Linked DNA regions of Homo sapiens: region 2 is linked to region 1. A link is a contact called in ENCODE Hi-C or POLR2A ChIA-PET data. All regions are on one chromosome and are shown on one strand. Each heading gives the region's core, a stretch centred on a gene start or an enhancer-like site at or near the end of the contact. The rest is flanking DNA. Distances are from core to core; before and after follow the strand shown.

Region 1 (6,041 bases), core at 2,889-5,388:
TGCTCACCATATCGACAGAGAAAACAAGAGTGGATTTTGGCTGACTTGTGGATATGTGGCTATGTGGCTAATTGCTGGATTAGAGTCTTACAAGCATCATTTTGCCTGTGGTCATGGGCATAGTTTTGTATAAGTGTGTTACGTGTTCAAGTGTTTGGTTAGTTGCCATATATTATCTGCAGTGACCATTCTTTATACATTTTGGGGGAATCCTCTCATATAGATTTGTTACACAAAATCCTTCCCTCACCACCATATCTAATTCAACAAACAAAATGAATGCCAAATAGGCAGGCAGAACCAGATTTATCATTTATGGGGCCTAGTACAGGTCCCCTTTTCGAAAGCTATTAAGAATTTCAGGATGCTGACAACAGACCATTAAACCAAGCACAGAGCCATCTAAACACGGGGCCATTTGTGAATGTATTGGTTGTACATCCGTAGAGTCAGCCCTACAGGTAGGTGGAGGATGTGTGTGGAGGCTACAGCTAAGAAAAACCCTGTTATGTGGAATACAGCCAGCCCTGCTGTTGTCCCCTCCTGAAACCACCAGACATGGGCAGTGGGCAAGGAGGGAGGAAAAATCCAGAAGTGTTTGGCTGTTCTATATATGGAAGAAGACAAACCAGAAACTTCTGTGACCTCCTTGGTGACAGTCACTGTGAGTGCACCAGTCTGGAGTTTCCATCATTTACCTGTCCCATCTGTGGTTAAGAGAGTGAGCTCTCAACTATGATTGCCTGAGTTCAAGTCCTAACTCTGTGATGTACCAGCAGTGGGACATTGAAGTATGTTATCTTCAGTTTACTCATCTACAAAATGGGTCTAATAAGGGTACCTGAGTTTGTTTTAACAGTAAGTGCAGTGACACTCCTTTTGTGCTTATGCCTGATTATACCCTGAGTAGATTTTCCTGGTGTTATGCTATTATCTTTTCAAAAGGGTACCAAACTAATAATTGTTACTGAAAAAAAAAAAAAAAAAAGGTTTGTAGCTTGCAGTAAGCCTTTTGGTAGAATAAAGTGCTAATCATTTTTCTAACATGGCAGCCTTTTGTGCATTGCTCAGAGACACCTTTCAACTACTGGTACATCAGTGCTGGCTCAACAGCCTACGTAGACACAGAGTTGGGGTGAAATGGTAGTGCTATTGGTATTACTATTACTCTTCCGATGTTGAAATCTTGTGGTGACAAGCAGAATGCTTGTCTCTGCACCAGAGGTGGTGGTACTAAAACAATCCTTGTGGATTCATCAGCATTTACCTAAGTATGTTCCACTAAAGCAGGGCTTTAGTCCTCAGCCCTGAGGACTGCCTCAAACTTTTGAAAATCAAAAGAATTCTATCAATAAATAAATTTTAGAAATGCTGTATTAAACTCACATAAACAGTATTCTTACCTTTAGTATTCTTATGTGGACTTACATATTTTCCATGAAGTACATTTTTCTGGGAATATATCACAGAACTGATGTTTCAATAAACACATTTTGGGAGATAGCACTCTACTAAATATTTTAGTGCTGGATCAAAGTAGGTGTTGCTTTGTGAAGCTTTTTTTCTTTGGGAGAGGCAACCTTTAACCAGAGGCATCATAAATAAAAGACATGTCTGTATAATGCCCAAATCCATGTAACAAATCTTAAAGACTCGGTAGGAAGATGCTTAGCAACCTCTTTGGTGATGTGGCAAGCAGGCCTCAAAGTTGGCGGATGACATGGAATAGAGATGAATATCCACCAAACTCAGCCATTGCCAGTGGAGGGTGGACTGAGACGCCTTTTTTCACAGTGGTTCTATTTTTGATTCCCATGTGATTTACCCAAAAAAGGCAGGGCCTTGACACCTTGGGGACAGTTATGCTTATTCTCAGCTCAGCAGATTGGGCGAGAATGATTTAAGCAGCAAAGGAAAATTAATTGGTTGCCTTGGCTTCTTCCCCTTCCTGCTAGGCTTAACCCCCTTCCAGATTTCTTCCGCAGGACAGTTCCCTTCTCTCCATGCAGACCTGAGCCAAAATAGAGTGCCAGGAGGGTGAGAGGGTGCGTTGTGAGGCATGCAGAGCACTCTCCACAGGTAAACCTGCAGCTTTGCAGGAAGGTGGATGCACACTCCCTCCTATCCTCAGCCCACTCATTGCTGGATCTAAGAGGACAGGATGTGTGGCGCAGCAGGGACAATGCAGGCTCTGCCATCAGAAACGAAGTGCTGATCCTCCAGGCTTTAACTTTCTCCTTTGTGGCCCACAAAATGCAACTGCCACGTTTGCATTTGATTGTTTATTTTTAAAGTGAGGGTGGGCCCATTAGAGCAATGGATGGGGAGAGAAAGGGCCTCAAAACGTGATCTTTGCTCTTGGATACCAAGATAATATTCATCTTACTATCCATTAGGGTCAGATGACCCTTCTAAGCTTAAAAAGCAATAATTCCAAGTTATGCTTCCTGCCTCCTTCCGTCCTCCACACCCTCTCATACATAACTTTTCTGTCTCAACAGTGATCCTGTTTTTCCCATGAAAGTTTTCTCTGTGTATAGAGGAGGAACAGTCTCACATTTTACTGTTAACTTAGTCTCTAGGGCATGTATATTTCCTGTCTTTATGCTTAAGGCAAAACTGGGGTCCATTCTTTAGTTCAAAATCAGAGCCTTAAAATTATATAACACTGACACATAAGAAACTCCAGTGCAAAAAAATGTGGCAGATATGGAGACTGCGGGAGAAGAGATCCATGTGTCGTGAGTTCCTGATCTTCACTGAGCTCCTACAGCAGTTATTGTTTGTTGCCAGGTGGTCTATTCTCAGGGCCGTTTGTGTTCTGATGTTTCTCCCTTGTCCTCCAATGAGACTGGATAAACTTTTTGAAGATAGAGTTTATACCTATACAATGTTTATCAAGAACTGGCACAAAAGTCTCTGAAACTCCAGTTGAAGGTATGTTTTCACCCTCTGATGATTATAGGGCAGTCTGGATCCAACCTGCCTAGGTCAAATTCTGTCTCTGCTACTAACTAGCTGCATACTAGCTACTTGGGCAAGATTCCTCCAATTCCTTATCCATAAAATAGGGAACTGTTATGAGCAAAGTCCATGTAATATGCTTAGCACAGTTTCTGGCACCTAATGGTACTTCAAAAGGTGAAATAATAATGTTCATTAAGTGCCAACCATTTCCATACATACTAGTTTAAAATCTTTTAAAGTAGGAATTATTACCTCCATTTTACAGCTAGAAAAATAGTAAATCAGAGAAATGTGGTTTTTTAGTTGCAGATCGATCACAAAGTGAGCAGCAGCACAGGTCTGTGTAACCCCAAAGACTGAGACTCCAGCACAGGTCTGTGTAACCCCAAAGACTGCAGTCTCTGAACCTCTCCACACTGTCTTGAACATTCAGGCCATTAAGACCCTGAACTGGGGAACTCCTAGTCTAGCTCTTTAGTCACTTGGCAAAATTGCCACCAGTGACCCGGATGAAGAGGTTGAAAACAGGCCCCTTCTAGACTTTGATTCTCAGCCATGGGTGTTGACTGCTTTGTGCCTCCTGGGTCCCCCTGATGAAACTCTGTGACTCTGGCTCAGGATGACTGTAAGGCAGGACACAGGAGGTCAGCCCTGTAATTCCATAACTGCTCACTCACTGACTGCTTAGTGAGAAACCATGATGACAGCTGGGATCCTTTCCGTGATGAGTAATTACCCTGTCACACAAATCTATTTAGACCACATCCTTCTGGGGTACAACCACCAGTTGATTTAAAATGCAAACCTTTTGTAGCTCATTGCCATGAGGATGAAATATAGAGTTTACTCAGACTTTTCTTTGTTGGAGTATTTATTGTAAATCATTAGTTACTATGAGTTGCTACCCATACATCAAGCAATTCCTACCTAGCCCTGAGTGCTGAAAGAATTCTCTGTGCTTTTCTAGAAAAGGTACCATTTGTCCAAGAATATAATTACTGTATACTTTTTAAAAATCCCAAGCTCATATATTTGTGTAGAGAAACTCAGGCCCAAGGACACCCAATTAACTGGGAACACTCAGTGTGGTTTTCAATACAGGAACCACAAGTCTTCAGGGATGTTAATGAACATGGATAATAAATGCCTCACCTACTACTCAGGCTTCCAGCCAGGGAGGCGAAGGAGTGACAGGCAAAGCCGTGGCTCCCTGCTCCAAGTCTTGCACTAAACACTTTATATAGGTCTTTAATTCTCCCAATAGCCCCAGTGGGTAGGCATTAGCATCTTCATTTTACAGATGAACAAATTGGGGATCCCCATCTTACACCATGAAGCAGTGGAACCAAAACTCATACTGAAAATAATTGACTTTCCCAAGTCTCTCTGCTATATCACCACACACAAAGAGACTTGCAGCCCCAGCTAGCTTATTTCTGGCTTCTGCTGGTCTGATTCTTCTGTGGGTGGCTTTAGAACAAATAGGATGGCTGAGGTCCCCCATCATCAGGGCTGCCGTTGAACATGAAGGAGGAAAGCTGCTATGTATAGCAAGCATTTTTATCTTGCCACCAACAAAGATCAAGCACACAAAATCTGAATCCCCCCAGGGGTGGGAGAAGGAGTGAGTTTCTATTTCTCCCAGACCATTCTGTCCAGAGCACACAGCAATATGGGCAGACAATTAGTATGAACGGATTTGAGCAAAACAGCAAATCTGATTGATGCTGAAAGCACACCCATGTGGGAGCACACAAAGGGATGGAGAAGAGGGGTGGTCATAGGAAGCGGGGCCTGCTTAAAAATTCTAATCCTCATAAGCTTCTGAGGAAGCTGCTCTTTTCACTGGGCAGGTTTTTAATATTTATTGCTGGGGGCTGTTTTAATCCTAATGAAAATAGCATGTCCCTAGGAAAAGAAATGCTGGAGCTACAATGAATGAATGTGGCTCTGGCATTTAAAATGTCTCACAAGGCTCACAGAGGGTAGAGGTGACCCGGAAGTGAATCATTGACAGGCTTCAGGAAGTACTGCTGCCAGAAGGAAGTTGAGCTCAAAACAGGGTATGTGTGGGCGAGTTCAGGCTGAGTTAACCCCTGAATGGGTCTGAATGGAAGACCCATTTCTGAAGAGGGGCACACTCAGAGTTCATCTGCCAGAGTTTGAATCCTAGCCCTGCCATGTCTAAATCTCAATCTCCCATCTCTAAAATGGAGAAAATGATAATTACAGATTTTGTTGTTTCATTGTGAAGACCAATTGAGACAATGAATGTAAATTACTTACCACAGCTTCCGGCACAGAGTAAGTGCTAAATAGTGAGAGATGCATTATTATTAATATAATTTTTATTATTGTATGGCTTATCCTTAATAGTATTGGCTTTTTTCCCAAAAATATAAGGATGCCAGGTATGAACTAAGAGATAGTAACTAGGAGGGCCTATTGGAAAGAGCCAGAGAAAATTAATGCTGAATCTTCTATTGATAAAATTCTGATTCAAATCTGATTCAAACTGAGAAGGAAATAAGAGCTTCTCTTTTGCAGTGAGGGACACAGGCAAATTAACTATTTATCCAAATACAGTTTCATTGGCAAATAAAATGTGTTGCCTGAGTCCAACCATGTCATCAAGTAAGATCTCAACAGAGCTGAATCTGTGTGTAATTCTGAAGACTGGAGTTTGTCTTGCTCACTCCTAGCTGCTGTTGTACGCCTGTTTTTTCATGAGTGGAATCATTTCTAACCACTCAGTAAATTCTCTCTGTTTACCTCTCCCCTTCTATAATAGTGGATCTGTGACTGGGGTTTCCCTTTCTGTTGTTGGGTGAGTCTGACACTTGCTGAGAGTGTGCTGAATGATCCTGACCACCTCCTCTGATCTTCTTGGGCTCACAAATGGGGACCTCAGTTCCTCACTCCAAGGAATAGCTTAAGAATGTAAAAGGTATCATGACCTAAACTAATATGGTACGTCCACTTCCATATGAAAGTCAAAATCAAAGTTGTATCAAACTGTAAAGTAAACTTACTTTTTGAGGTGACATAAAGCTTAAATGGGTACTGGAATTATC
Region 2 (5,784 bases), core at 478-2,977, 1.3 Mb before region 1:
CAGTTGCTTGACATTACCAACAAGTATTGTGACAAATTTGATTCAATCATTTCATTATGCAGGCAGAAAAGATAGTCTTTTAAAATAACTAAACATATGGGAATATAATGAAGAGTGTCTATAGTAATCATTTCATGAAGACACAAGTCTGTTCCTAAGCTATTAATCTTACTTGCAAGTTTGATGAAAAAAAGAAGGATCTCATGATTTCTTGCTCCAACTTCCCATGTACAGAGGCTCTCTTCTTTCTTTTCCAGATAGAGACTGATTCCTTGGAAGTAGCTCTTCACAGCATTAGGGAGTTGTCATGGCCTGAGAGAGCCCTTCCACCCCTAACTCATTCAACAAGCAGGGCTCCAGGACTTCCCAATGCTGATAAAAATTCAGTGAATAATTTCTCCAGGCCAGTTTCATTCCAACCAACCTCTTGTGTTGAATAAGGTGACAATCTGCTGGAGCACCTTGTGGAGGACAGTGGTAGTCTAAGCCTTCTGAATTTTGCTGCCATCCCTTGGAAACAATAGAAAACATTCAAAACAGATGAACTGCCCATCAACAGGGCACTGGTTAAATAACTTATGATGTAACAACTCAGAAGGCAACAACAGAATTGTTTAAAAATATAAATAAGCCCTCTACACTAATTCAGGAAGATCTTGAAGTGAAAAAAAAAGATGCAGAACAGTGTACATGGTATGCTATCTTTTACATAAAAACGAGGCGAGTGTAAGAAAAACATGACTACATTCTTACTTTGCATATGCATAAAGAACTAGAAGGATTTAAAAGACAGAAACTTCAAAATTTGGAAAATGGAAGAAATTGTGTCAAAGTATACATTTATTTGTATGTCAAAATTTAAATTTACCACTAATTAAAGAAATGCAAGTTAATAAAATACTCACAAAGGGAAAAGTCAGAAGAAGGGAAAGACACAAACATTGTTGGTGATAATATTTTGGAAATATTGTCTTGGATCAGTATTTTACTAAATATTATCCATAACAGGGCTAAAATTTTGCTACCAGATTGTATAAGTTTACTACCGAGTCTATAAAACAATGGAGGATAAGAAGGTACACATTCAGGAACAAACCAATGGGCAAAGGAAACTATAGTATGTATAGTTATTGGAAAATTATGTAGCCATTTTTAAAATTGTGGAAAACAAAGGCATTTCAAGCCAAAAATTTAGAATATATCATTTACATAATAAAGTAACAATCTAGTAAAGACAAATATTTTGCGTTTGAAATTGTAACAAATTTGAAAATATGAACCAAAATTGTAACTGAAGTATCTACTACATAATGTGGGATAACAATTATTGTTTTGTAGAGGAAAAAAAAAATTAAGCATCCAGGTTTCCTCTCAATTTATACAAATGCCGCATTTCACTGTTATTCAAAAAAACAGAAGCTAGGAAGCGTAAAGCTTTGAAAAATTATGCATTTGGGGAACGTAAGAGCTCAGATATGCGAAAAACTTATATCAAACGTGCAGCATAACACACTTGCTTGCACACATTCTGTCCTATTTGGTCCCACATACAAGGCAGCTCTAAGAGGCCGGGCTGGCGCCCACCCCACACAGCTCCGCTTCCCCAACCCTCGCCCTCCCGCCTCCCGGGTACTTCCTCCCCCTTCCCCACCCCCACCCTCCCGCTGACTGACGAGGTCTGGAGGCCGCGCAGCCGCAGTAGCCGCTAAGGCCGCTCCCACCCCGTGGTATCCTGGGACTAGGCTTTTCCGGAAGGAGCGGCTCGGTGTTGGGGCTAGGCCGGTATTCTAGGCCCAAGCCCAGGCCCAGGCCTGTGTTCCCGGCCCTTGCTCAAAGACAGGCCGGTGGCCGCTGCGACACTCTAGGTACAGCGGAGGGCGCAGCGGGCCGTTCGCTGAGGTGTCCGGACCCGCCGCCGAGCGGGCCGTGGAGCCACAGTACGTGGCGGCGCCTCTTCCTTGCCCGAAGCGGAACTGCTGAAGGAGCGGCAGCGCAGGCCGGACGAGGTGAACCAGGTCATTTAACCGCCTTCAGGTGATGAATCATCTGTCTAATAATCAGATTTGAGGTCCACAGCCCTTTGTGGTCCTGCTACAGGGTGATTTTCAGTGGATGACTGACTGGCGTGGCCCGAGGGGTGCCGCAGTGACTGCCTTCCCTTGATAAGGAAACGAGCTTTCTGTTCTTTCTGGACACCTCGTTACCTGTAAAACATTCCGGTTATAACTTCTTTATCCGGCTTGCATCTCTGTGCAAGAGGAAAGCTTTCACATGAAAGTGTCCCTTGGTAACGGCGAAATGGGCGTCTCTGCCCATTTGCAGCCTTGTAAGGCAGGAACCACACGCTTTTTTACCAGCAATACTCACAGTTCGGTGGTATTGCAAGGCTTTGATCAGCTTAGAATAGAAGGATTGCTTTGTGATGTGACCCTGGTACCAGGTGATGGAGATGAAATCTTCCCTGTTCACAGAGCTATGATGGCGTCTGCTAGTGATTATTTCAAAGCCATGTTCACAGGTGGAATGAAAGAACAAGATTTGATGTGCATTAAGCTTCATGGGGTGAACAAGGTTGGTCTGAAGAAAATCATTGATTTTATTTATACTGCAAAACTTTCTCTTAATATGGACAATCTTCAGGACACACTTGAAGCTGCTAGCTTTTTACAAATATTACCCGTTTTGGATTTCTGTAAAGTATTTCTTATATCAGGAGTCTCTTTGGATAACTGTGTTGAGGTTGGACGAATTGCTAACACCTACAATCTTATAGAAGTGGATAAATATGTTAATAATTTCATCCTGAAGAACTTTCCTGCTTTATTGAGTACTGGGGAGTTTCTAAAACTCCCTTTTGAACGACTTGCATTTGTGCTTTCCAGTAATAGTCTTAAGCACTGTACCGAACTTGAACTCTTTAAGGCAGCCTGTCGCTGGCTAAGGTTGGAAGACCCTCGGATGGATTATGCTGCAAAGTTAATGAAGAATATTCGATTTCCACTGATGACACCACAGGATCTCATCAATTACGTGCAGACAGTAGATTTCATGAGAACAGACAATACCTGCGTGAATTTGCTTTTGGAAGCTAGCAATTACCAAATGATGCCATATATGCAGCCAGTGATGCAGTCAGATAGAACTGCCATTCGATCTGACTCCACTCACTTGGTTACATTAGGAGGAGTTTTGAGGCAGCAGCTGGTTGTCAGTAAAGAATTACGGATGTATGATGAAAGGGCACAAGAATGGAGATCTTTAGCCCCAATGGATGCTCCCCGTTACCAGCATGGTATTGCTGTCATTGGAAACTTTCTTTATGTAGTTGGTGGTCAGAGTAATTATGATACAAAAGGAAAAACTGCTGTTGATACAGTTTTCAGATTTGATCCTCGGTATAATAAATGGATGCAGGTTGCATCATTAAATGAAAAGCGCACATTCTTTCACTTGAGTGCCCTCAAAGGACATTTGTATGCAGTTGGTGGGCGCAGTGCAGCTGGTGAACTGGCCACAGTAGAATGTTACAACCCAAGAATGAATGAGTGGAGCTATGTTGCAAAAATGAGTGAACCCCACTATGGTCATGCTGGAACAGTATATGGAGGCTTAATGTATATTTCAGGAGGAATTACCCATGACACTTTCCAAAATGAGCTCATGTGTTTTGACCCAGATACAGATAAATGGATGCAAAAGGCTCCAATGACTACAGTCAGAGGTCTGCATTGCATGTGTACAGTTGGAGATAAGCTCTATGTCATTGGTGGCAATCACTTCAGAGGAACAAGTGATTATGATGATGTTCTAAGCTGTGAATACTATTCACCAACCCTTGACCAGTGGACCCCAATTGCCGCCATGTTAAGAGGCCAAAGTGATGTTGGAGTTGCCGTCTTTGAAAATAAAATCTATGTTGTTGGTGGATATTCTTGGAATAATCGTTGTATGGTAGAAATTGTCCAGAAATATGACCCAGAAAAAGATGAGTGGCATAAAGTTTTTGATCTTCCAGAGTCACTTGGTGGCATTCGAGCCTGTACACTCACAGTTTTTCCACCTGAAGAAAACCCTGGGTCACCTTCTAGAGAATCACCTCTTTCAGCACCTTCAGATCATTCTTAGGTCTAAGGTGTAACACCTTTGCAGTACGTCATGGGTGATCTAATACTTCCCCTTCAGTTGTATCTTCTTACAGTGATTGGTACAGTTATTAGATATAAAGGTAACTGATGTTATTCGTCTTGTATGGCTTTTAGTATGTTTATCAAGTGGCTAACAAATGCATTCTGAAAATGTATTTAACATAGCTGTTTTAACAAATGAAAAAAAGACGTAGAAAAATGTTTAGATGTCTTTTTGTGATGTTATATAAAATTGTAGATGACTGTGGTAAATGTGTAATTATGTCCATTATGCTTCAAAGTTGAGTTTTCATCTTTGACTCCAAAATGTCAGAGGGAGGCCGCTCTAAACTAAAAATAACGAAAGGTTGCCAAGTATTAATACTAGTTACCTCCCTCTTTTCGTAGTTTTTGTCATGTCTGTCAACTTACTCGATTGTGTGGTTGCATTCAGAATATTTGAAGTTTCTTACGTAGACAGAAATAATAAAAATATTAACTAGGAAAAAACAGTATAGCACCAAGCCAGTATTTGGTATCTCTCTCTAGAGCGAGCAAGAGAGGGAGAGAGGAGGAAAAAATACACATAATACAAACATACATGCATGCACACATACATACATATGTATACACACACATAATTTGAAAACTGATTGGCACTTCAACGATGCTGAAATTGTTTTTAAATTGAAGTTTCTTTCTTCCACAAAGCAGCCGTTTCTATTCAAATGGAAATTCAGTACCAGAGAATAAATGTCTATGTAGTCATACTGAATTTAGATAGATAAGGGCTACAGCATACTAAATCGACAACCAAATTTGTCATGTGACTAAACCGTTACTTCAGATGAAGCTTACATTACTGTTTTCTGCTTGTGTATTTTCTGTAGAGTACTTTTACACAGATTGGTAAAGTTCAGGTTTCAGAGAACTGCTTTTGTGCAGAAAATTTAGGTTCTTTTTTCCACCTTTTTGGTCAGTAAAACTTAATGAAAAAAGCAAAGAAAAAAATATTCTGAACAAAGCTATAGGGTTTTAAGTTCAGCCTCCCAACTTAGTCATCCTAACATGATTATTTTGTGATTTGGGGTGCTTGCCCTGGTGCTGTTCCAGTCCATGTGCATCCTGAGCTGTGTGATCTGCCTCGAGGCTATGATCTGAGCAAGCAGGAGATAACATTTTCTTCTGCATCAAGTGAGGAAAAATGTGCTTTTGGCCATGTCTCAAAGACAGGACCAACTTCAGATTCCCAAAGAAGCCAGCTACAGAGCCTCTGGAACACTATGGTCTTACAAGCAGTACTAAAATCAACCCTCAGCCTCTTCAATGCCAAAGGTATCCCTATTGGTTGAGAACCACATGGTAATTTTTAATGGGACTTTTATCAGCAAATGGAGTTACAGGAATTCTCTGTAATGAGTGATTCTGAAGAGGTACTTTCCTGGAATAATTGTCTACCTGAAGAAAAAAAATTTATATATACATTGTGTGTGTGTGTAATACACACACACAACCCCCTATACCTGGAAGATTGTCAGCATGTAAATCAGGAACAACTTTCTCCTTATTGACAATCCCATAATAAAACTCAGGAACCAAGGCAAAATGAATTGGCTTCTAGGGGTCTGAACCTTACTGCCCATACAAGTGTTGATTCATT

Evidence for each region. Hi-C counts contacts between places; a loop is a spot of excess contacts on that map. ChIA-PET counts read pairs that join two places held with the same protein, here RNA polymerase II (POLR2A). Pooled maps may share reads with other maps.
Region 2: a loop to region 1 is called in a pooled map, with 7 times the contacts of the local background. The contact joins the promoter of KLHL9 here to the enhancer-like site in region 1. A Hi-C loop is called at or near these places in 3 of 50 pooled maps. POLR2A ChIA-PET finds 5 or more read pairs at or near these places in 2 of 52 experiments (PC-9 and activated CD4-positive, alpha-beta T cell).

Annotation. Positions count from the first base shown.
Region 1 is chr9:19,997,313-20,003,353 of GRCh38, reverse strand. It overlaps a transcript of SLC24A2 not described here. Among named protein-coding and RNA genes, the nearest start is that of SLC24A2, 210 kb to the right of the region's middle. RefSeq lists an enhancer at 2,855-4,054. Within about 2 kb of position 4,138, at least 4 of the 41 ENCODE cell types and tissues checked have a DNase peak (open chromatin) inside an H3K27ac peak, as active enhancers do.
Region 2 is chr9:21,331,347-21,337,130 of GRCh38, reverse strand. It overlaps KLHL9 (kelch like family member 9), which reads left to right and starts at 1,727. Exons shown (of 1, transcript NM_018847.4): 1 at 1,727-5,784. The coding sequence starts at 2,272. The coding sequence ends at 4,125. LOC107987053 (a long non-coding RNA gene) reads right to left here. Exons shown (of 3, transcript XR_001746634.2): 3 at 1-510. RefSeq lists a silencer at 1,538-1,707 and enhancers at 1,748-2,057, 2,248-2,297.